Regions from separate parts of the Mus musculus genome. Here all the other regions are linked to region 3. Evidence: chromatin loops called from intact Hi-C (ENCODE). Cell type or tissue: heart. All regions are shown on one strand.

The links. A loop is a pair of places that touch in the nucleus more often than their neighbours do. Peaks named below come from ENCODE experiments on the same cell type or tissue, not always from the same donor. Only the 100,000 strongest peaks of a DNase experiment are listed, where the experiment ranks them.
Region 1: it touches region 3 in a loop (6-fold over the local background); 30 of 42 quality-filtered maps call a loop at or near these places.
Region 2: it touches region 3 in a loop (2.6-fold over the local background); 2 of 42 quality-filtered maps call a loop at or near these places.

The regions. Positions count from the first base shown.
Region 1 is chr11:75,963,213-75,971,212 of GRCm38, forward strand. It overlaps a transcript of Rph3al not described here. Among named protein-coding and RNA genes, the nearest start is that of 1700016K19Rik, 33 kb to the right of the region's middle. In heart, CTCF peaks have their summits at 3,474, 4,005 (motif pointing left) and 7,609 (motif pointing right); DNase peaks (open chromatin) are centred at 3,479 and 3,969; H3K4me3 peaks cover 1,841 bases; H3K27ac peaks cover 3,295 bases; H3K27me3 peaks cover 3,080 bases.
Region 2 is chr11:76,213,044-76,221,043 of GRCm38, forward strand. It overlaps Gemin4 (gem nuclear organelle associated protein 4), which reads right to left and starts at 4,529. Exons shown (of 2, transcript NM_177367.3): 1 at 4,435-4,529; 2 at 1-880. The coding sequence starts at 4,444. Dbil5 (diazepam binding inhibitor-like 5) reads left to right here and starts at 4,570. Exons shown (of 2, transcript NM_021294.2): 1 at 4,570-4,705; 2 at 5,184-5,622. The coding sequence starts at 5,229. The coding sequence ends at 5,492. It overlaps Glod4 (glyoxalase domain containing 4), which reads right to left. Exons shown (of 9, transcript NM_026029.3): 9 at 7,352-8,000. It overlaps LOC108167850 (a long non-coding RNA gene), which reads left to right and starts at 808. Exons shown (of 2, transcript XR_001780094.1): 1 at 808-900; 2 at 1,213-1,667. In heart, a CTCF peak has its summit at 4,672 (motif pointing left); DNase peaks (open chromatin) are centred at 3,808 and 4,528; H3K4me3 peaks cover 1,712 bases; H3K27ac peaks cover 1,858 bases.
Region 3 is chr11:75,778,464-75,786,463 of GRCm38, forward strand. It overlaps Doc2b (double C2, beta), which reads right to left. Exons shown (of 9, transcript NM_007873.3): 2 at 7,630-7,709; 3 at 3,158-3,232; 4 at 1,792-1,901; 5 at 1,576-1,702. Among named protein-coding and RNA genes, the nearest start is that of Gm12339, 13 kb to the right of the region's middle. In heart, a CTCF peak has its summit at 3,668 (motif pointing right); a DNase peak (open chromatin) is centred at 3,678; H3K27ac peaks cover 750 bases; H3K27me3 peaks cover 2,674 bases.

The DNA.
Region 1 (8,000 bases), 180 kb after region 3:
TAAACCACAGCCCTTCCATTGACCATACAGCAGCACATAGAGTCTTAGCCACAAGGACAGTCATTCCAGGTACTTGCTGTGTGTTATCTGGCAAATGCTTAACTTCTCTGGGGCATCAGTTTCTTACCTGCAAAGTGGGGATAACGCTAATAGTTCTAACTTCCCTTGGCAGAGAATTAAATAAAAGGAAACTGCATCTGGGAGCACTTGGTCCATATTTCTTTCTTTTCCTTCTTTTTCTTTTCTTTTGTTTAAGTTTTTTATGACTTATTTATTTTTATATGCATTGATGTTTTGCCTGTGTGTGTGTGTGTGTGTGTGTGTGTGTGTATGCCACATCCTGGAACTGGATTTACAGACAGCTGTGAGCTCCCATATGGGTGCTGGAAATTGAACCAGGGACCTCTGGAAGAGCATCCAGTGCTTTTAACCGCTGAGCCGTCTCTCCACCCCCACCCACCTCTGGTCCATATTAATAGCTTGTGATCACTGCCCATGGCATCCTTGTCTTCCTCACACGTCTGCTGTGCCCTGTTCTGGGTGGTGTCCATGGACAAGGTCTATTGACAGCAGCTGAAGGAAACTGGCTTGCCCACCCCCAGAGTGCTTGCTGCACCTCTTTCCTGACAAGCATTCAAGACAGCATAGCTTTTACCCATGGAGCACTGGGTGTCACTCATAAATGTGACCTAAACCAGGGTCATCACCCTGGGGTCATGACTAATGGTGCGCCAACTGCCTGGCAACAACCTGCTGGGACACAAACAGTACCCAGAAGTCACTGGTTTGAAGAAACAAAAGAATTTAATATCTACACAAAAGGAAAGCGAAGCGGAATATTTCATTTCTTCAGGCAGCAAACACAGAAAAAGCCCCTCCGAGCACATAGTGCAGAGAGACCTAGGAGCAGGAGACTTGGGCCTCGCACTATCGGTTGCTATGGTAACAGGATTTCACAGCAGGAGCTCATTTTCCTCTGACAGTGGCCTGCAAAAGAAGGGAAGGAGGCCTCCTAAAGAAACTTATTTGAAGGCTCAAAAGGGGGACTGAAAGTGTCCCTCAGGGATGGGCACTTAGGGAACGCTGGAAGGGCAGACCGGAGGACCTCCACCCCCTCACCCCCACCCCGCAGAGCTCTTTACTCCACAGTTCTAAAGCCAGATCAGAAACAGCTTGTTTCCAGGGCCTCCCTGACTGATGTCACAACCTCTCGAGTCAAGCAAGGATCCTATTCCCCATCTGTCTGATCAAGTCCTTTCCCTAGAGTCCAGAAGAGTCCCACACCACCAGCATGCCCTGCACACCAGGGCCAAATACTGAGGGGACGCTGGAGATGTGGGACACATACACCTTCAGGGCAAACAACACATCTTTGTATGTAATGACAGCTTGCAGCCCGCAGGACTGAATTCCACCTCTGGTCTGCCCACCCGCACGCAGCTGTGTGAGTCAGACAGGTCCCTGGCCCTCTCTGAGCTTGCTTCCCAATGGGCAGAGTGGAGACAATAATCTTGATGTTTGCCTCTCTGAGTGCTTCAAGAACCTAAAAGCCAGTGAAGGCCTGAGCCCCTTGGAACTGCCCAACTCAGGACACGGAACGCCCACTCTTGGTTAAGAAGGCAACAGCAGAGAATGTTCAGCTTGGCATAGAACACGATGTAACCAAGCCATTCAGAGATCTAGTTTGAGCAGGGCTCCAGGCATGGGATGGGAAGTTCTCAGAAACTTGAGGGCAGTTCACTGAACACCTCCAGGATGTGCAGTATGGGGGGGGGGTACTGAGAGGCTGCCATCAGGCATACCATCAGCATGACAGCTGTGGCTAAGGATGCAGAGTTAGGAAAGGGATCCTGGATCAGTGGGATTCTAGGCAGGAGGATCAAGCTTTCTTAGGCAACAGCACCTGAGCCAAGTAGTACAGGGAGGGACAAGAGTGACTGACCCTGAGGGGGAAGAGAGAAGATTCAGGATTGGAAACCAGTGTGAACATAGCCCGGGACTGAAAGGCCGAGAACCCAGCAGAGGAGCTGACCCCGAAAGGCCTGAGGAAAACCGGAGACTCTAAGGATTTCTTAGGGGTCAATTATTTGGTCAAGAGCTGCTCCTTCTAGAGGTGACATGTCAGATTGTATGCTGCAGCAGGAGTCTGATTCTAGCCTACACTGTTCCAGGTCAGGGCCAGCCGGTTCCAGGGGGGAAAGGCCAGACCCCTCAGAGGCAAATGTAGTCTGATAGAATGAGAAGGGCTCCTGACTGAGACACCCGTCCAGACTCAGACTATCTTTGAGTGACTACGGGGCACCCCAAAGAAAGCCTGGACAGGAGTAGCACGAGGTAGTGTGACCCAAGACCACTGCGTGAGAAGCCATAAACTGGGCCTAGAAAGTAGAAGCAAGAAAAGAGGGGCTGAGAAAGGAACAACTGGGGAAGAACAAAAGGGAGGGAGGCCTGGCTAGAAATAAAGACCACCGGTAGGGAAGGCTGCAAAATAGACGTCCCCCTCCCCAGAACTCCCCCTCCGCGATGGGTAGGGAGTGGGTATAGGAGGGAGCGAGAGAGGCTCACTGGAAAGCCAGTTAGCCTCTGCTGAGTGGCAGGACAGCAGTCTGGGCTGCAGGGTTAAGGAAGAGGACAGCAGCAGGTGCAGAGCACTTGTGGGAAATGTGGCGGTGAGCAAAGCTTACAGATCACCTCATGTTCCTGCTTTTTTCAGTTGGGAGCCAAGTGGCCCTCGGAGGCAGCGATGGAAGGAGCAATCTCTTAGGGTGGGGGCGAGACAGAGCCTGAACTATAGGGGCCGGCTTCTCCAAGAGGCTTTCGCCTTGCTCTGGGGCCTCAGGAATGCCCCTTTCCCTCCCCTGCCCTCTGCTGCCCCGAGGATCAAAGCTTGCCGGCTGCACAACCCGACTGACAGCTACTTTTCCCCTGGACCCCACTGGCTCAAGTCTCACTGAGATCCGGTTTCCACTTTCAGCATCCCCCAACCTTTCCCCCAAGGGAACCGCTAAGGTTTATCAGACACACAGGTGGAAAATCAGGTCGCTTTGCCCTGCTCCACCTCGGAATTCGCAGACGGCCGGAGACCCCTGGGAGCAGGCAGGGAGGGTCGCCATCCTGAGCTCTCGGCGGCGCCCCGAGTGGATTGAAACACTTCCCCAAAGCTGTCTGGCCGCGGGGAGGGGTCTTCCAGGGGCAGAACCGGCTGACTCGGAGGACACCCTCCACCCTGCACCTGCACACCCAAGGGCTCCACGTGCTTTCGAGTTCCCACTCCTGAACGCCAGCCAGTCCTTTTGAGCCGAGCGCCCAAGGCCAAGGACACCCCACACACAAACGCCAGAAACCGAAAACATTGGATCCTGCCCACCCTACCCCGGCCGGACACTGAGGGACCGGGACGGGACGCTGGCCACCACCTGCAGGCCCCTCCCGCCGCCCGCGCGCGCTCGCTGGGCTCCGCACTTGTTGACTCACTCGCGGGCGCGCTCGCCCCAGCGCCGCCTGCCGTCCGCACCTCCCGCGCCCCTCCCCCACCGGCCGCCCGCGCCCCGCGCCACTCCGCGCCCGGGACACACCCGGAGCCGCGCGAGGTACACCCTCCGCTCCGGGCTGTAGGCTAAATCCCGGAGTAAGAGCGCGCCGGCGGAGCGGACCGCGGCGCTGTCCCGGGACAGCTCTCCTGCAGCCCGGAGTCTCCGGCAACGGAGAGAGATAGAGGGCGGGCAAACCTAGGAGGGCAGCTGGGCACCAGGCCCTGCCCGCGCCCCAACGGTGCTCAGGAACGGTCCCCACCCCAGGTTCCAACATCTACAGGATCTGAGCCCTAGCTCCCGGACCATCGCGTGCACGCGTTCTGGCCCCCATCTTGGAGCCAAACACACACACACCGGGGCCCCGAGAGACTGGGCCCCAGAAAGGGGGGTGGCCCCACTTTAGCTACACTTACCTGGGGCTTCGCCCCGTCCGGGCGCGCTCCCTGGCTGCCCTCTGGCGGCCACCTCAGGTACCGGGCGCGCGCCCCGCCCCGGTCCGCCCCTCTCTGACCTGGGACCTGTTCCTGCCAACTGAAGAGCTCTGGCCCGAGGCCATCTGATAGGCGCCATCCCCCTTTAGATGGCTCATCTTGGCACGGAGTGGATCTCGAGGGCTCCTTTTAGTTACAGATAACGAACAGCTCCGTCTTTTCTTTAAGGAGCTTCAAGCCTCTTCTTAGCAACCCCAGGAGGCAAAAGATAGGGCTTCTGGAAACCTAACACTAGCTGGTGCTCAATGTGTGTTTGTGGAATAAATGACTGGAGGAGGCGAATGGATGCTACAGTCTGCAAAGGAAGCAGCCGCCCAGAGCCTAAGCTCTTGTCTGCTTTGTCTTGACTGCCAGTTCAAAATGAATCAAGTTGTATTCATTTCCAGCCGCTGTACGCCTGAATGGTGCATATGCATCCAAGCGGAGTGGAGACATTTCTCCAGCCCCTCAGACTAAATGTTTAAGGAAAAAAAAAAAAAATCCTGAGATGGCCTTAGACATCAGTAGCCAGGTGAAAAGCCTGGGATTCCTGGTTGTCATATTAACTCAGCAGCCCCGATTAGTCCCTAGGTCATATCGACTTTCATCTGGACTCTGATCTTCCCCTATGGAAAATGCGATCTTGTGTGAATCTGTGCGACCTGCCAGGAAACTTCCTGTAGTACAGAGATGTTGCATGGCTGCCCTAGCCACTAGGAACAAGAGACTGGATGTGTTACTTCGTTTAATTTGACTTAATATAAACTGCCACTCTGTATCAGGCAGTGAAGCCTGAGCTTCTGTCTTCTCTTCAGGAGGGAGAGAAGAATGAGAACCGAATGCGGGGGAAGCCCCTAACAGCTGGCTCATTGTAAGGGTCAATAGTGGGAGTTAGTAACCGTCATCGCCTCCATCCTGTCATTTCCCCTCATCCTCAGATCTCAAGGATTCAGGGCTACCTGTCCACCCACAAGCTCCCTTTTAGGAGTCCCTCATAGTACATCATGCATAGCCTGTTACAGTGCACTAGTTTCTGGGATGCCCAGCCTCTCTTTGGAAAATGGGCCATGAGAAATTGATTGATTACCCCCATTGCCTTGCTTTAATTTAGTCAGCGCTTTAGCCTGCAAAGGTTTTCCTCCTCCAACAAGCAAGGCTTCTAGTGGGCGCTGGTGGTACTTCAAACTGGTACTTGGGTTATACTAAGGAGCGATCTCTTGCCAGTTTCCTTAAAGTTTTATTTCCTAGGTATCTCATGTGGCCTCCCCCAACCCCCACCATCACAGCAATACAACCAGCCTTATACAACCAACTGTTCTTGTTTAGCTTTTACCTGGGGGCATCTTGTATATGAGAGGAGACACAGCCTAGGCCTCCAGTCCTGCTCCTGTGTGAAATGGCCCCATCCTCACTGGTGATTCTCACGTGCCCACTAAATGGGAAGGGGGACATACTTCCACATATGTCTGTCTGTCTGTCTGTCTATCTGTGGCTGTAAGAGAAGAGGGTCCACGAATGTGAATATATTCACCATCTTAGGCCAATCACCAGCTGCATGGGCTCTTGTTCCAAGGTTCTTTTATCCTTGTTAACTTTTCTTCCATGTTATAGGGGAACCTCTTCCACATCCACTTGGCAAAATTCACACTGGCCTCATCCTTTTCGCTCTTTGATCCAAGCAAACTTTTCTTTCTTAGAATGGATTACAGATGGGGTCAGAGTGTAGCTCAGTGCTCAGAGTGCCCTTTGTCTCTAACTTGAGGGAAGAAACAAAAACCAGGGCACGGTGTCCTAGCTATTCGGCAGATCAAGGCCGGAGGATCACAAGTCCAAGGCCATCGATGTCCTCCTGGACAAAATGGACAATAGAGCAAAGACCTTGTCAAAACAAGACAAAAGAAGACCACAGGTCCATTTTAAAGATCCCGTATCCCTGGCTGGCCTCAAGCTCTGTATGTAGCAGAGGCCGCTCTTGAACCTTAGGCCTCTCTCTTCCACCTTCTCAGACTGAGATTTCAGGCCTGTGCCAGCAAGGGTTTATGCAGTGCTTGGAATCAGAGACATCGTCTGTGTGTGCTAAGCAAGCACCTTACCAACTGAGTCCCATCCCCAGCTTCTCCTTGCCAGCTGCAGGCCCACCTGTCCTCTAAAGAAGGCAGACTCTTCATTCACTGTCAACACAGTGCCATTGTTCTGCAACAGAGAGTAATTATGTTGAGGTACCGGGGACTCAGGTGAACAAACTGGAAGGGCTTCTGCTTCCCAAGAGCTTTTACAGCAGAGATGAGAATGGACTCGGATGCATAAGGGAGCAGTGGTGTCTGGCTAGCGAGGACACTCCTTCCTCATCACAACTCTGACTGGAACCTCCCAGTGAGATGGATAGATGATAAGGACCTTTGCCAAGACTCCCTAAGAGACCAAGCTGGTCCTTGGACCTTATCTCCCCACCCCACCGCCACTGCCAATGAGAGCTGCCATCTGAGCTCCTTGGGAGGGAGTTATGAGCAAACAGATTCTTCTAGGCCATCCAGGATGCCTGGAAGGGCATCTCCCTGGCAGAATGTCATTAGAACTGGCATCCCTGTAGAAGCAGAGTTATGGGGAGGTGATGTTTTTTGAGACTTTGGCCTCTATTCTGAAGCTTAGGACAGGCACAGAGGTAGAGCAGGGCCACTGGGCCACCACACTGTTGTCATTTTCAGCAAGGGCTATTCTGTTCATCACGGGTTGTTTAGCAGCCTCCCTAGCCTTTTGTACTAAGTAGTAGTATAAACTCACTTCTGCCACTCGGGTTATGACAAGAGAAAGTGCCTCCAAACATTGTTAAATGTCCTCTGGAAGTCACCTTCCTCTCACACCAATACCCCTCCTCCCAGTGAGAACCAAGAGCCACTTTCCAGCCTAGCAGATTATGAAAGGGAAGGGAATCCAGCTTGCAGTAGCAAGGCAGAGCAGTGTGGGAGAGGGCAGGACTATCTCCACGAGACGTGCCCAAAGGCCAAGAGAGATCTGCATACAACAGCTGAGGTCCAGCAGTCAAGAAGGATCCCCAGGTCAAGAAGGTACCTGCGGTCCAGGAACCCCAGCCTGTAGAGGTTGAGGGTGACCTCTCTAGGCAAGTGCTCAGAAGGAGTCAAACAGCTGTCTCAGACCATCAGGGGCTCCTGGAGAGGCCCCCAAATCTTAAATCTGTAGGACACATATGATGAAGGAAAGGAAAGCTCCCTCCTCTTTACTGTGAAGGAGGCAAATGGAGCCGGGGAAGACAGTGGGGTTTAGAGTTACAGGTCTGATGGATTAAAATGGGGGGGGGGGCGTCCACGTCAAACCCAGAACCTGTGACTGTGACCTGTTTAGTTGGAGAGAGAGAGAGAGAGAGAGAGAGAGAGAGAGAGAGAGAGAGAGAGAGAGAGAACACAATTGTGGTAGTGCAATGCCTTTGATCTCAGCACTTGGGAGGAAGAGGCTGGCAGACCTCTGAGTTTGAGGACAGCCAAAGTTACACAGAAAAACCCTGTCTTTCTTTTTTAAAAAGATTGATTGATTGATTGATTGATTGATTGATTGATTATATAGCAATCTACCTGCGTGTATGCCAGCAGACCAGAAGAGGGCACCAGATCTCACTATAGATGGTTGTGAGCCACCATGAGGTTGCTGGAAAATGAACTCGACCTCTGGAAAGGCAACCAGAACTCTTAACCTCTGAGCCATCTGTCCAGCCCCCTGAGAAACTCTGTCTTAAAAAAAAAAAAGTCGAGGCTGGAGACCTGGTTCAGTGGACTGCATCTTCCAATGGACCCAGGTTCAAATCCCAGCACCCACCTGGCAGCTCACAACTGTCTGTGGTGACTCCCAGATCTGACAGACTCACATAGACAATACATGCAGGCAAAATACCAATGCACATAAAATAAAGGTAAATAATTAAAAAAAAAAAGTCATAGCAGACCTTAAGTTAAGTATTTCACAGTAAGATATCCTCAATATCTAA
Region 2 (8,000 bases), 430 kb after region 3:
TCTGCCTCCTTTACCTTGTCTGCCAGGGCCTGTCGATGGTATGGGTTCTGGGTGTCCGAGTTCCACACAGAGATCACTGTAGCTAGTTTGTCTAGGTACACGGTGGCCGACACCTCCTGGGTGTCATCCTCCAGAAGTGCAAACACACTCAGCATGTCAGCCAAGTTAGCTAAGGCACAGCACTTCATTCCAAGGGACAGGATTCTCTTTTGGATCTGCTTCAGCCCGTTAAGCAACATGGCCAAAAGAGGCATGGTGGGACCCACATCTGGGTCAGACTTAAACCTCTTTGGAGGATGGGAAAACTCATCTGAGGATGGCAAGTATTTATGGGCCATCGTCCTGAACTGGGAAAGCAAGGGGTCCTGCTGGTCGCCCTTGTGCTTCATCATTTCCCACCAGACATCTAAGAAGAAGGCCACATCCTTGGAAGATGTGTCAACAGTCATGTGCTCCAGGAAGCTCTGTAGTTCTGAGCGGCCAATGGTGGTAGGCAAGGCCATTAGCAGCTGAATGAAGAGTCCAGAAGCTTCCAGAGACTTGAGCAGCTCAAAAAGGACTGTGTGGTTGATGGTAGGGATCATGTTGCCCACGGAGAAGAATACATCTTCCTGCCACCGAGTATCAGTGTCAGAAGGGCTGACAGGGGAGGGCTGAAGAACCTTGGTCCAGATGATGATCAGTGCTTTCTTCTTCCAGGCAAAGGGCTGGGAATGTGCTGTGGCTGAGGAGATCTCCTTCAAGGCCTCCACAATGGGCTGTCCCACGTGTTCCCAATCAGACTTGGTCAACTGTACCAGGGCTTTGGGGTGGAACAGCTGCTCAGCCATCAAGAAGCCCCCATGCAGAATAGTCATCTCCTCACAGATATTCAAGGGTCCTGCACAGAGAAGCCAAGAGGTAATGAAGTCATCAGATTAGCGAGAAGCTAGGAGAAGGAAACAGCCATCGGATGGCTATCATTTCGGCTACGGTCTTGACATCAATGGGAGGGGAAGGCATGGTTAGTAAGAGCTCACAAAGGGCTGGGGTCAAAAGGTCTTGGCCGAGGAACAAAAAACCAGTTTCTAAGATCTTTGGCCTGGATATCAGGACAATGGCACCTCTGGAAATAGGAGGCAGAGAGGGATTCAGAACAGGCTTTCAAGTGTTTACAAAATTCTATTTTAATAATGTGTTTGTATCTGTGGGGGTTTGTGCATATGAATGCAGCTTCCACAGAGGCCAGAAGAGGATGCTGGGTCCTCTGGAGCTGGACTGAGCCTACTGGTGTGGTTGCTGAGAACTAAACTCTGGACTTCTACAAGAAACATATGTGCTCTTAACTACAGAGTCATCGCTCGTGGCCCCTCAGGACAAGCTTTAAGGGAAGACAAGTTCAGTGCTGTTACCTAGAGTCTGAGGTAGAACATTTAGTGATGTCCTTCAGCAATGGCAATGCGTGAAGGAGAAAAGGCCTGATGTGAGTGTAGGCAGTACCAACTCGGAGAAGTGCATGAAAATCAAGGAAGTGACTAAGATTCCTCAGCAAAGTGTGAAGAGGACAACTGGACTGCTGAGGTTACAGTGAGTAGAGGATAGGGGACAGTGCTACCACATATGCATTAAAGACATGACAGAGGCCAGCAGCATGGCTCATGATTAAAGATATCTGCCACCAAGCTTGATGACCTGAGTTTGAGCCCTAGAACTGATATGGTAACCTCTACAAGCTGTCTTCTGACTGACACTTGTGCACCGTGGTATCCACACATACACACCAAGAATGTAATTAAAAAACAAACAAACAAAAAACCTAAACAAAACTGAGTCCAGTGATGGCAGACTATGGAAGATACAATAGGTAGTCTTTGGGGGATGGGAGGTGCTTATTGTCTTAGTGTTTTTGGTTGTTTCTGAGACAGGGTCTCATTATGAACTGGATAGCTTTGAACTCAGATCTGTCTGCCTCTACATCCTGAGTGCTGAGATCAAAAGCCTGTGCCACCACACTCAGTTAAGCCTGTTTTTGAACTCAGAGCCTTGCATGTAACAGGCAAGCACTCTACCACTGAGCTGTATCCGGAGCCCTGCCTTCCTTCTTTCTAAGCACACTCCTGCTTCAACAAGTTTCAACATTCTGTGCCTTACAGGGAAAAAGTTCACCCAGCAGTTTCTTCCAGTCAAAAAGGACAAGCTGGTGAAGGTTCTGGCTCTGTGGTAGGAACCAGGAAGTGGACAAAACAAATATTACATCAAGACAGCGGTCACTCATTCACTGAGTTAAGAACTGACATTTAAAGGGAGGCCATGTGGGGGTTTAATCAAGATAATGGATTCAAATCCTAACTCAGTTGTTAAAACATGATGTGACTTTACACTTTACTGAGTCTCCCGTCTGCATACATGAGAATATATGTATGCATATATACATGAGACTATAATCTTCATGGTATGGGAACCACATGACACAGGACATACACTAATCACACTTTTGTAACTATTCTGGTATTGTTACCTTTTTGAAGCATCTCCCAGGTATGGAAGAATTGGATGGGTTATATAAGCTATCTTAACCATAATCAGACCATCAAGAGCCTGATTTAAATGCTCAAGTGTTGGCAGGACTAGTCTTGTCAATATTTTGTCTCCTCCAGTGCAGAAACAGACGGGCACAGGTCTTTCCCAAAGTGTATAATCTGGCCTAGAAGCTGAGTGCAACACCTTGTCACGGTCACTGCTAGCTCTCTCCTCAGTCCTCTATGCTCCCAGAAACACATCTGCCCTATTCTCATAGGCCAGAGTCGGCAGCAAAAGTACTGACTCCAGTGAACAGCTGTGGTGGCCTATCCCGTTAGTCCCAGCTCTCTAGTGATGCAGATTTTTATGAGGCAAGCCTGGTCCACGTACTGAGTTTCAGGCTAGCCAAGGCTACATCATGGCTACCATCTCAAACTTCTCCTACCCCCAGGGAAAAAAAAAAATTACTGACACCAGGCAACTAAAAAATCTCCTGGCCACTAACCATTTACTGTCACTGCCTGCCCACCCCAAATCAAGGCTCAGCACTCCCACAAAACCCAGACCTGAAGGCAATCCAGGGTTCTTTCTGTCTCAGGTTGGTCTGCCGGCCCCCGAACACATTTCCTTATAACTGTAAATGACATTTTATTGCATTAGACATCGGCTTAGCAGAGCAAATGTCTGCGGCCAAACATGTGCCTTTCAGAGACTGTGTACATGTGGCTTGAGAAAAGTCCCAGACTCAGCTCATAGCCAGGGGAAACTCAAAGGCTTTTTTTTTTTTTTTTTTTTTTAAATCAGTAGCTGGTGCTAGGAAGTGACTGGTTACTTTGGTAGGCACTGTGCTGGGTGGCATACTTGTATTTTTTTCTGAGATAGGCTCTTGTTATATAGCTGGAACTGGCTTGAAACTATACAGACCAGGTCGGCCTAGAATTTTGAGATCCTCCTGCCTCTGCTTCCAGAGTGCTAGTTAGACATAAGCTACCACACCCAGCTTGACACCTATAAAAATCATGTAATCGTCAAACTAACTTCTTGAGGATTATAACTCCTGTTTTGGAGATGGGAAGCTAGAGGCCCAGGCACAACTTTGCAAGGTGTCTCAACTAGGGAGTCAAGCCTTGGCAGCACTCTTCACAGCTGCAGGGCACGAAACTACCATTCCACACTAAAGAGCTGGCTAGGGACAAAGACATTTCTCCACAGCGTATTATTTGCAAATCTTGGAGTACTTCCCAGGACGGCCTCCTAGTCTTACCCTCTAAAGAGCACACCTAGCAGGGTGGAGAGGGTTGGCAGATGGCCACAGATTTCTATCAACTCCGCCTTACTTCCAGACCTCGCCTAGGAGGATACTCCAAACCAAGCAGCACTCGAATTCGGATTCAAAAAGTGAAATCTCAGGCTGCGCAACTCCTGCTCACAAGAGAGGGGTGGGGGTGGGGTGGTCGCTTTGCGTGAGTCAACGAATGGGGTCCTGTTATGCACGTGGTCGCAAAGAAAACGCCAAGCCTCTGGGAGAAAGACAGTATCAGTATTTTTGCTTTATGCACTAGGCGACCTAATAAGAAACATGTTCACTAACTCGGCAGTCATTTAATAACGAAGAACTCTCCGGACGTCCGTCCCTCCCAGCCCGGCATTTCCGAAACACGTGCAGTAGCCCTGAGCATTTCCAGGAGAATCAAGGCTATATTCGCTCCCGGTTTCCCACTGGGAAGACACTACGAAGGACGGAGGAGGACTCTAGGAGACCGTCATGTGGTGGGGCTACAGGATGGAGGCCGGCCTCGCGACTGCGGGTCCCCCAAAACTCCTCAAGCCCCCAGCCTCCCGAGCACCGTAGGAGCAGTGCAGAGCCTCAGCCTGCCCAGGAGGTGCTTTGGGGGGGTGCGGCCCAGGGGCCGGAGTAGGGAAGTGGGAACCCACCTAGGTCCATGGCGGCGACGCTGGCGGCGGGCTAGACCGCCCCTCCTAGTCCAAGGCCGCGAACGCGTTGCCCGCGCCACGGCACAAAGGGCGGCGCTACAGGCGCGTCACAGGCTCCGCCCACAGCGCTTCTCCGCTTCCGTGCTGTAGTCTGCTAGCCGCTGCCGTTCAAGGCGCACGCGTACTCCTCTCCAACAAGCTCGCAGCGTCGAAGCCACCCTAGCCACAGCGCCCCCTCTCGGCCTAGGCTTCCCAGCCTTCTTAACCACAGGTACTGTTGGCTGTCTCCATGTGGAACCTGACCCCTTCAGGCAAGGAGGTCGAACCCCTTAGTCCAGACCCCTCATTCACCCTCACTCAGGAACCCCGGGCAGCTCTCGCCCCGGATTCACCCACATGGAATAACTTTCCTTCAGCTGTGTACTAACCAGCAGCGGATCCACGGGATTCATCCCCCCCCCCCCCAAGACACACAAAACTCCCTATATGCTTGCTTTTCATGCTGCACTATCTCCTATAGGCAACAGCAGAGTCAACTTTCAGAGCTCATAGGTGCTTTTATAACTTTGAAGGGCAGTCACACTGGAAAAAGCTCTGCGGGGCAGGAGCAATTGAATGGATTCCTGGTCCTCGATTTGTACGTTATTAAACACACAAACGCCCCGTGTTCATCCCACACATTATCTCTTTACCCCTTCTTTCCAAGGCCTAACAATAACATGGTTTGCTTATTTCCAACTTTCTTCTAGTACCCCGCATCACTTAAAAACAGAAGCATTGCCTCTGGTATACCAATGAGCCAAGTGGAGTTTGAAATGGCCTGTGCTTCACTCAAGCAGCTGAAGGGGCCTGTGAGTGATCAGGAGAAACTGCTGGTGTACAGCTTTTACAAACAGGCCACCCAGGGCGACTGTAACATCCCTGTCCCTCCTGCCACAGATGTGAGAGCAAAGGCCAAATATGAGGCCTGGATGGTAAACAAAGGGATGTCCAAGATGGATGCCATGAGGATCTACATTGCTAAAGTGGAAGAGCTGAAGAAAAAGGAGCCATGCTAAGAGCATTTTGGCAGACACAAGGAAGTAGCATGGCTCCACTGGTAGGGGACGGGTTTAAGATTCCTGATGGCTGAAACACACTGAAAGGGTAGCAGCGTTAGCAGAAACACCAATAAATCATTCAAACTGCATGAGAGTGGAGTCTGTGGCAAAAGAGAAACTTTGAGGGTCCTGGAGAAGTATTTAGATGTGTAGAAGCCTCTCTCTGCTGGGTGAAACTCCATTAATCTGCCTTTCTGTGGTCTGACTGGCATTAATAGTCTTCCCAGTTCCACAATGTGTGTGGATATTTGGCAGAAGAGCAAAGAGGTGGGGTGAATCATGCTATTAAAATAACCAGGGGTGGGGGCTTGGATCTGTATTATCAGGGGTTATCAACACACCAAGAACCCAACAGTACAGAGGAGAAAGGGGCTCTGCCTTCTAAAGAGCTAAAGACAAATAGAAAAGCCCTCACCTAGAACACAGGTCCAGAGAAGTTAGGATTTTGATGGAACTCAAACTTTGAGTGACATGGTGAAGTGGGTCATGCATCACGCACAGCAGCTGAGGGACAGGGAAGAAGGGTGGCCTCAGCATCTCAGTGCCTGAAAGAATCACCTAAGCCTTAGCAACCTAAATGTTCTTAACCTAGGTTTCTGCTTGGGGCCCAGTGATGGACGGACACACACATGCACACGCACATGAACGTACGCACGTGTGGCTCATGTAAGTGCCGGTGTCCATCACTACAGAGGCATCAGTGTGCTAAAATTGTGCCCAGAAGTTGGCAAATGAAGTGTTAAAGTAGAATTCTTAACTTCGTGGTAGCATGGTAGTATGTGTCTTGTCTGAAGCAAGCAGTACTTGCCTGGCACCAGGGTTTGCTCTCTAGCAAATCTGGTCATATAACAGCAAGTTTCTCTAGGCAGTTGGGTGGGGGGTGGGAGCTATACTTTGTTTTATGAGATAGGACTTGGCTGATCTGGATTCACTCTATAAACCAGGCTGGCCATCAGGGATCCATCTGATTCTTCCTCCTGAGTGCTGCATTTAAAGTATGAGCCACCATGATGGCTATAAAGTTTATTGTTTATCATTACATTTTTTTTATTGTGTGCACTGTGTGTGTGGGTGTGAGGGTGCCAAGTGTGCATGTGAAGGTCAGAACACAATTCAGAGTTGGTTCTCTCCAACTTTTACATGGGTTCACAGGATCAAACTCAGGCTGCTAGGCTTTCCTGGAAAGCATCTTTACCTACAGGGCTCTTTGTGGGCCCTATGATGGCCATTTTCTCTCTCTCAGTGATGCAGATATAGGCCAGACTAGACCAGATTAAAAGATTGTAGGGAATTGGCTCTAATGCTTTGTTTTAATTCATCTCCCCAAAGCCTTATTTCCAAATGCTGAGGGTCCCTGCCCCCAGGTGTCTTTGATCAGTACTAAAAAACTGCCATACAGCCAATGACTGGGCAAGGGGCAGAAGGAGATGAAGAGCAGGCAGATTCTCCATGACTTAGAAGCAGAGAGATTAAAGAGCTGCAGGAAAGAAATCATCCAGCAATGTAGGTGTAAAGGGAAAGCCACCCCAATGGAGGCTACCAAGAAGGAAACAGGGCCGCAAAAATAAAATATTGATTTAGAAGGTATTAACTCAGGAATGCCAGAGGGGAGTCTGTGCTAGCTGAGGGGAGGTTTGGAAGTGCCCGGCCACTGAGCAAGTTAGGCATATTAAAAATTAAGCTGGCATGTGTGCGTGCGTGCATGCCTTTGTGTCTTTGATTCTCAAATTCTTGAATTTAGAACACTCTGGCAGGTGGCTAAAGGCTGGATCACCCGCCAGAAGGGTGCTCAAAGCAGTTTACCTATTCACCATTATGGTTGATAAAGGCAGGTTTATTAGGAGGCAGCTCTTGGGTGGGTTCACTGACCTCACAGGATCAGTGAAGTCACACATGCAGGCTAAAGCAAGGGGTTTTTACAGAGTTTAGGTGAGGGGTGATGATGTGCCAGCTAGGAGTTGGATTCTGTCCATACATAGCCAAAAAATTCTTTGAAACATCAAGCCTGGTGTCTGATTTAGGAGTTCTACTGCTGTGAAGAGACACCATGATCACAGCAACTCTTTTTTTTTTTTTTTTTAAGGTTCTTTTCAGATTTATTTATTTATTACATGTAAGTACACCGTAGCTGTCTTCAGACACACCAGAAGAGGGAGTCAGATCTTGTTACGGATGGTTGTGAGCCACCACGTGGTTGCTGGGATTTGAACTAAGGACCTTTGGAAGAGCAGTCGGGTGCTCTTACCTGCTGAGCCATCTCGCCAGCCCCACAGCAACTCTTAAAATGGCATTTAATTGGGCCTAGCTTACAGTTTCAGAAGGTCAGTCCATTATCATTATGGTTGGAAACATGGCATTATGCAAGTGGACTTGGTACTGAAGGAGCCAAAAGTTTGACATCTTAATCGAAAACCAGCCAGGAGGAGACTGCTACATTGTCCAGACTTGAGCACATATAAGAGATCT
Region 3 (8,000 bases):
GGGGGCCAAATTTGTCATGACATCATGCTGAACAATTACAATGTCTCAGAGAGAATTATGTGCTGTCTCCTCTGGGCATCTCATGGCTCTCCTGGCCTAACACGCTCCAATTGAGTTGTCCTTAGTGAAGGAATTGGAATTGCCCTGGCGGCAGGCCTTTGTCTCCATCCAGCCCATTGTATCTGGTTCTTGGATCAACCCTCGCCTTCCTCTGCTTCTGGCCATTCTGAGCCCACCAGGCAGGGAACCTGTTAAAATAACACCATGCCCTGCCTTGAGCCACTCTTAGTGACTGAGGAAGTTGAGACAGGAGGATCAAGAGTTCACTGTCAGCCAGGTGGTGGAGGAAGCCACCCACCTTTATCCCAGAAGCAGACAGATTTCTGAGTTCAAGGCCAGCCTGGTGTACAGGGTGAGTTCCATGACAGCCAGGGCTACACAGAGAAATCATGACTTAAATATAAAAAACAAACAAACAACAGAACAAAAAAGAGTTTACTGCCAATCTGAGCTGTAGAGGAAGCTCAAGGCTAGTACAGCCAAGTGCCTGCCATGTAAGAGTGGGTCCTTAGCATCACTGGGAAGCTGGGCTTGGTGGCTCAAATCTGAAATCCTAGCAACGGGGGGTGGACACAGGAGAGTCCAAGATCACTGGCTAGTAAGAGTAGTTAGTGAGCGCTGGGCTCAGTGGGAACCTGTCTCAAAAAGTGAGGAGGAGAGCCATTAAAGAAGACACTCTTGTGTTGATGGCAGGCCTACACATTCACACATTTGCCTACTGCACGCACACTCACATAGACACCCCACACACATGTGAACACACATGAATACACTCATAACACTAAGTTACATACAAGTCTACACATTCACACATCTGCCCACTGCACACATATTCACATAGACCATATGCGCGTGTGTGTGTGCGTGCACACACACCCTTGCACATACTCATTCACGTTATGTTACATACAAGCCTATATAGTCACATATCTACCCACTGCACACACACTCACATAGACTACACATATACACACACATGTATATACTCACACACACCACATTACATATAAGCACACACTCACATACATTATACACACACACCTGCGTATACTCATATGCATTATGTTACATATAAGCTTACATATTCACACTTCTACCCACTGCACACACACTCACATAGACTACACACATACATATATATTCATATACACTACATTACATACACATTTAGAACATTTAAAATTTTTCTAAAAGTAAAACTTTAAAAGGGCTGGAACGCAGCTCAGTGGAAGAGCTCTTCTTAATTACTCAGGTCTTAGATTTAGTCCTCAGCGCCACAAGAATTGTTACCTTGTCACTTGTGGAAGGTGCCCTGCCACTTCTGTGATGTCCCCTCCTAGACTTGCCCCCTCCACTATGCTCTCTGCTCCATGAATTATCCCCACTCCTGTGCCATCAACAGGAAGCAAGTTCCTTCCATCTCCCTGCAACTGTGCCTGAAACACAGTATTGTCACATAGTAGCTGCTCAGTAAACTCCTGCACGGCTGCGGTGCCAGAGCCTTCTTCCACTCACCGGCAGCTGCTTCTCCAGGCAGATGCTGAATGTCTTGGTGTGATTGGGCTTCAGCTTCTTCAGGGGCACCCGAGTCTCTCCAATGAACTCATTGTGGCGGAATTTGTCCTCATCACACACGGAGATCCTGGGGGCGATGGGCTTCCACAGTCAGTGGGAATTCACAAGCGGTAGGGCGTCCCCGGGTGGGGTGTAGGCACAGGGGCCCTCACCCACCTCAGGGTCTTTCGGACCATGTCCTCATCCGTGATTCCGTAATAAGTGAGGGTCTCGTTCCACGAGGGGTTCAGGGTGTTCCGAAGAGTTTTTGTTCTGAGCTTATTTGCCTGGAAAAAGACAGAGTGATCTTATTTTGATCCTGAATGAGTGTGGCCTCAAAGGTGGCAGGCCTGGTCCTTCCATTCACAGAGGTACTATCTGACACAGGGGAAGGGACCTGAGGGCAGAAGGTGAAACCGACACTGTTATTTAGCTGACTTAAAACCAGCAAGCTTATTGGAGGCATTCAAATAGCCCTGTGGTCACAAGGTCACTAGCAGTAAAAGTAGAGTCAGGAGAGACAGGGCCTGCTCAGCTGGGGAAGTGTGCAGCCTCTATTTGGACAGGAGAGGGAATGACTGTCCCCAGACTGGACACAGTCCTGCTGGCATCTCGACTTCTGGTCCAGTCAGTCAGTGCAACCTGCCTGGCTGATGACCAGCAGACCAGGGAGGCAGGCGATGGGCATGTTTAAATGGCCAAGCGGTGAGAACTTGTTGAGGTAACCACAGAAAATTAATGTGTGAAGCATCCTGCCCCCAGACTCTGGCAACAGTAACAGAACAGAGGTGGTGGCTATGGGGTGGTCCTGTAGGGAATGGGAGGTTGCTCTGTGACTCATTCCAACTGGAAAGTTGAAATGTCCAACTTAACAGGCATTAGCCTGACCCAAGACTGCAGCCCCGGCCCTCTTCCCCATAAGAGAGTTCCATATTAAGACTGGCAGTGTATCCAAAGCCAGTGGCACAACTGGACCACTTTCCTGGATCACCTTCGTTCCCCTCCCCTTTGCTCAGGGTCTTCACTCTGCCTGTAACCCATGCTTTCCTAGTGAACACCTTATGGGTGAAATATTGCCTCTACTGGGTCGCCCGGCAGGGGAGCAGGAACAGGGGTTCTGTGTCAAATAAACCAGGCTAATGCCTCCCACACAGTCCCCATTGTGAAGCCACAACACACTGAAGTCCATCAACACACTGAAGGTCTTGCAGGCAGGCGCTATGCACCCCTGCATCCCGGGCTGGCCTGAGCTTCACTATGTATGTAGGCCAGTCTGACCTTTAACACATGGGACTCTATCTATTGCCTCTGCTTCCTGAGTGCTATATGAAAGGCATGTGTTGTCACATCTGACCCCAAGGAGTTCTTTTCTTTTCTTTCTTTCTTTTTTTTTTTTTTTTTTGTAATATGAACTCCAGGCTAAAATGGCTTCGTGGGAAATGTAAGTGGGACATTCTCTGGGGCATATAGGTAATGGACTTGTGAGGTTCCAGGGAGACCATGAGTGCCAAGCCAGGGCCATGCCTGGGGTAGAAACCCTCACCTTGCTGGCTCCAGGCAGCAGGTGTAGTTTGACGTAGGGATCAGCCAGTCCATTGTGGTCCATCGGCTTCAGGCCCTGAGTAGAGACCAGAGAGGGTGTGAGTTGAGAGAGGGGAAACAAGAGGCCTGCTGAGCAGGGCCTCCTCTCTGACATTTCCAGTCTCCCTGAAGATAAGGCCTAACAGTGCTGGGGTGGCTTCCCTCTCCCACACTCTGGCCCCTGGGGCTTTTCATTTCTTACTTTCTTGACAAACTGAACCCAGAAGACACACCTCACTCTAAACTTGGGGAGGCCTGTCTCTCTCCCCACTTTCCAGACACCACTCCTTGTTGGGTCTTCCCTCTCTGACCCCAAGTCTCCATGATTGGCTGTACACTCATCCCTACATTCCTGTGGATGCTGGGAAGGCACTTCGGTCCGAGTCCGGGAGGTCAGCTGCCATTTCCTTCTGCATTTGCTGGTTGGTGTCCCTAGAAGTCACCGGCTGCCTGCCATGGAGTGTCCTTCCACAAGATGGCACCCCTTGATAACTTTGACTTCAGTTTCTTCCGCCAGCCCAGGAATGTACAGCTTAGGGTAGGGGACTCACAAGGGCTCAGCTAGCCTGGGAATTAAGTTTACTCCTTTCTGGTGCTGAAGGCCTATGGGGGTGGGGAATAGGGAGGCAGCAGAGGTGTGCGTGGACTATATTCCAGATGCACACGTCTGGAATGGCTCCATTCCTGGCCAGATGGCTGTGGTAGTTTGAATATGATTGGCCCAAAGAGTGACATTATATGGAGATGTGGCCTTGTTGGAGTGAGATGTGGCCTTGTTGGAGTGAGTGTGGCCTTGTTGGAGAAAGTGTGTCACTGTGGGTGTGGGCTTTAAGACCAGTCTTAATCTAGCTGCCTTCAGAACAAGAGGTGGAACTCTCAGTTCCTCCAGCCCCACATCTGCCTGGACGCTGCTATGCTCCCACCTTGATGATAATGGACTGAACCTCTGAACCTGTAAGCCAACTTCAATTAAATGTTGCCTTTTATAAGAGTTGCCTTGGTCATGGCGCCTGTTCACAGCTGTAAAACCCTAAGACTGTGCCCCAGATCTTTCTTCCAGGTCCAGCTCTATGGGCTTGAAGGAGCTCTCAGGTGGGGCACCCACCCATCATTTCTCTTCTGTGTGTCCCCAGGCCTCTGAACTTTCTAGTTAGACTCAATAGTCTCAGCTTTATCACAGGGGAAGCGTTAATCATTCCCACAGTCTGAGTGGAACAGAACAAGGAGGAATGCAGGTGTGGGCGAATGGGTGCGACTCCTCTCCCCTTTCCAGGCTCTCAGACAGTATCAGAGAAGTAGCTGGGTGAGGGTAGGGATTTAAGCTAGGCTCAGAGCTACTGAGGCTTGACCTGGAGGAAGTGTGTGTACCTTGATAATGGTGGCCATTCACACTCACTGCCAGATCCTACCCCCAGGGAGCTGCCCTGGGGGGGTGGGGGATCTGGGGGCCCAGCCTCAGTAGGGGACAAATGTGGGTTTCTGTTTTATTTCTACTTCTTGCACATTTGCTTATGTTTACAACATTTTCACGGGTTTCTCTTTGCCCTTGTAGATCTTTGAGGCAGGAGACTGGCCAGAGATAGTGCAAATACATACCAGTCCAACTTCTGAGGCCCTGGGGCATCCACAAGGGCTGGCTGGGACAGGGGCAGCTGTCATGCTAAGCTGGCAATGAGGTATGCTCTGCCCGTTGGCTCCCTAGTCTATGGTTGGTCCCTGATGTTACTTTCACACCCGTCTACCTAGCAGGTCCCTGGGCATCCCAGAGCACCACACACTGGTGTAGAAGAAGTAAGGGATGATGGGTTCAGCCAGAGGCTGGGTTCACACAATGACACTAGCTCAGGCAGCATCCCTGTCCCCTGAGTCTAGGGTCTGCCCTGCAGGGGCCTACGTGGATAGCCCCCAGGAGCTGACTGAATCCAGGAGAGGGGAAGGAGGCTGTGCTCGGCCACAGGTAGGAAAGGGGTTGTCTCAGGCAGATCCCATCAGCTTTTTGTGTTGCCAAGCGATAAAAGTAGGTGTCACTGTCCCAGAGATGGACAGGGAGATGCTATATGAGGCCATACTACTAGCATTGAGAGGACCTGGCTTACAGAGGATAGACTCCCCCCAGCCAAGTTCTTGTCATCCTTGCACTGCCCAGGGGCTACTGTTCACTAGGTATTAGGGACTGGGACTTTTTGGTTAGTCAAAGTTGGGGTTCCTAGTGCTCAGCCTAGAGAGACACCATAAGGTGAGATGGCCTGGTGCACAGGGACAGAAACTGCATGACTTTGTCCCTGCAAGGTCCCTGCAGACAATGGGGAGGGGCAGCTTGTGCCAGTAAGGAGTGGCAAGGGGAGATAGGCAGCTGTTCTGAGGGCAAGGCGTTTCAGCTTGGCAGGCTCAGAGGCTCGGGGATGGCCGGCAGCGATGGAATATAGCCACCCCAGCATTCGGCTGCTAAGTTTCCTGTGTGTGATATTTTATCACAGTTAAGAAGTAACCCTGGTCTCCCAGTGCTGTGGCTCTGTTGGGGTTCTCCTGGGCACTGCTTGGAATGGTGAGCCTTAAGTTTACCTGTGTGTTCCTTGGCAGTACCCTGCAAGACAGTGTTAGACAAAGTGCTGGGTGCCAAGTGTATTATTTCTACCTGGCTCACCAGCCACACCCGGTGTGAGGTGAGTCCTGTTACAGATAACCAACTGAGATACATCCTCTCCTGGGGGATGACGGTGACCAAGTGACCTGGTTAGTTTTATGTCAACCTGGTGCAAGGTGGGTTTCATTTGAGAAGAGAAAATGTCCCCCTAGGTTGGCTAAGAAGAAAGCAAGCCATGAGGAACAAGGCAGTAAGCAGCACTCCTCACTGGCCTCTACATCAGCTCCTGTCTCCAGGTACTTGCCCTGAGTTCCCTGGATGATGAAGATACAAGCTGGGAGATAAAAACAAGCCCTTTCCTTCTCAAGTTGCTTTTGGTCAGTGTTTTATCATAGCAACAGAAAATTAACTAAGACACCAAGTCAGAAGGCAGCCTAGGAAGTCCATATACCATGGATTCCCATGAGGCTCTGCGTGTGAACCCTGCCCCTCTTCAGTTTAAACTCTGTGGCTCCCCTCTGGGGCCTCAGTATTTCCCAGGCCTGTCCTCCTTTTTGTAGACACTTACAGAGAAGAACAGGGTCACCATGGTTCATAGGCCTCTGGTCCTCACCTCCATGTACACCAGTACCCAAGATGATCTGTGCACACAGGCACGGATACACATACACACACACACACACACACACACACACACACACACACCGGGAACAGGGAGAAGGCAGCAGGAACCCCAGGCTCTGAGATGGGGCAAGGGAAACTGGCCTCTACCAGAGTGATCTGACAGCTGGTCCCCAAGCCAGACAAGCTCTGCTAAGCCAGGAGGAAGGGTAGGATGGGCTCTGCCTGGCCCTGCAGTCTGCCTCTCCCTTGCCAGGTTGGGGTTACCAGGTGCTCAGCTCTGATGGGCTATCACACCCTAAAAAGGAATCAGAGGAGTGAGCAGGGATGCAGGATGGAGTGGCAGGGCCTTCAAGTACCCAGCCTGGGCCCTGAGCCCAATGTAGATGGTTCTCATAATTGCCCATGGCAGTTCACATGAGTGACCCAGGCTGGGTAGAGATATGGCATGGGGTGTCCCTCTAGGCACAGAGCCAAGGGCAGCCCCTCAGTGGCAAGGTGGGTCAGAAAGAAGGGCAGGAAGATACAACAGGTTGGGGGTGCTAAGTGAGGCCTAGGCCAGGCAGCACTTGGAAGCTATTCCATGTGTGCTGGGCTGGCCCAGGCCTTTCCACAGTCCTACAAGGCTCTCTAATGGCCACACGGGCCCTTACCTTTCTGGAAAACATCAGCTTTGGCACCTTTCTCCCAGAGGGAGCAGTGTGAAGGGAACGGTGTGGATGAGACCATGGAACAGACGCAGGTTCAATGCAGAGCCACAGAGGGACACAGGGAATAGGGTCTGACCAGTCTCTCTAGGTCTATAGATGTCCACAACCCTCCACAGAAAGGCTTAGAGGACCTCTGGGGTTCAGACCCAATGGCTACCACCCTGCCTAGAGCCTAGCTTCTTCAGTAGTACCTGTGACTTCCAGCATAGAAACTTCTTAGGGACTCTAGGGAGCCTAGCAGCTGGAACTTGGAGAGACCCGGGGACAGTGGAATCCAACCTCCTTTGTCTCCCCCAACCCCCGCAAGACATTCTCCATATCTCCCCCTTCCTCAGCGACCCCTCCCAGGCTCCAAAAGCTGCCTGGCTTTCTGTAATCCCACCCTATCCCACTCTGGCCAATCTGGGAAGTGGGCAGCTGCACTCTATATAGCAGGGACACCAGGGAAGTCTGGACAGATGGACGGGCAGGACCCTGCCTCCTTCCTGAACCCCGAGCTGAGGCTGGCGCAGAGCCTACCTTGGCCTTGCTGATGGTGCAGTGCAGTGCGTTGTTCTCCTGGTCATAGAGCAGACTGAAGTCCAGCGTACCCAGGGCGGCTGTGGGAAGAGGAGGAGGAGGGGTCACACGCTGGCTGCATGGGAGCAGGGATGCAATTTCCTGGGTGGCTCTGACAGCCACATTATTATTACATTTGTTTGTACAGATGTGTGCACATTACATGTGCCAGGGCGTTCACTGTGGAGGCCAGAGGACAACTTGCAGGAGTCAGCTTTCTCCTTCCACCATGGTGGTTATGGGACTTTAATTGGGTCTTCAGACTTGGCTGCTGGATCGTCTCACTGGCTACACTGTCTTCTCCCTTCTTTCCTCCACCCCCACCCCCACCC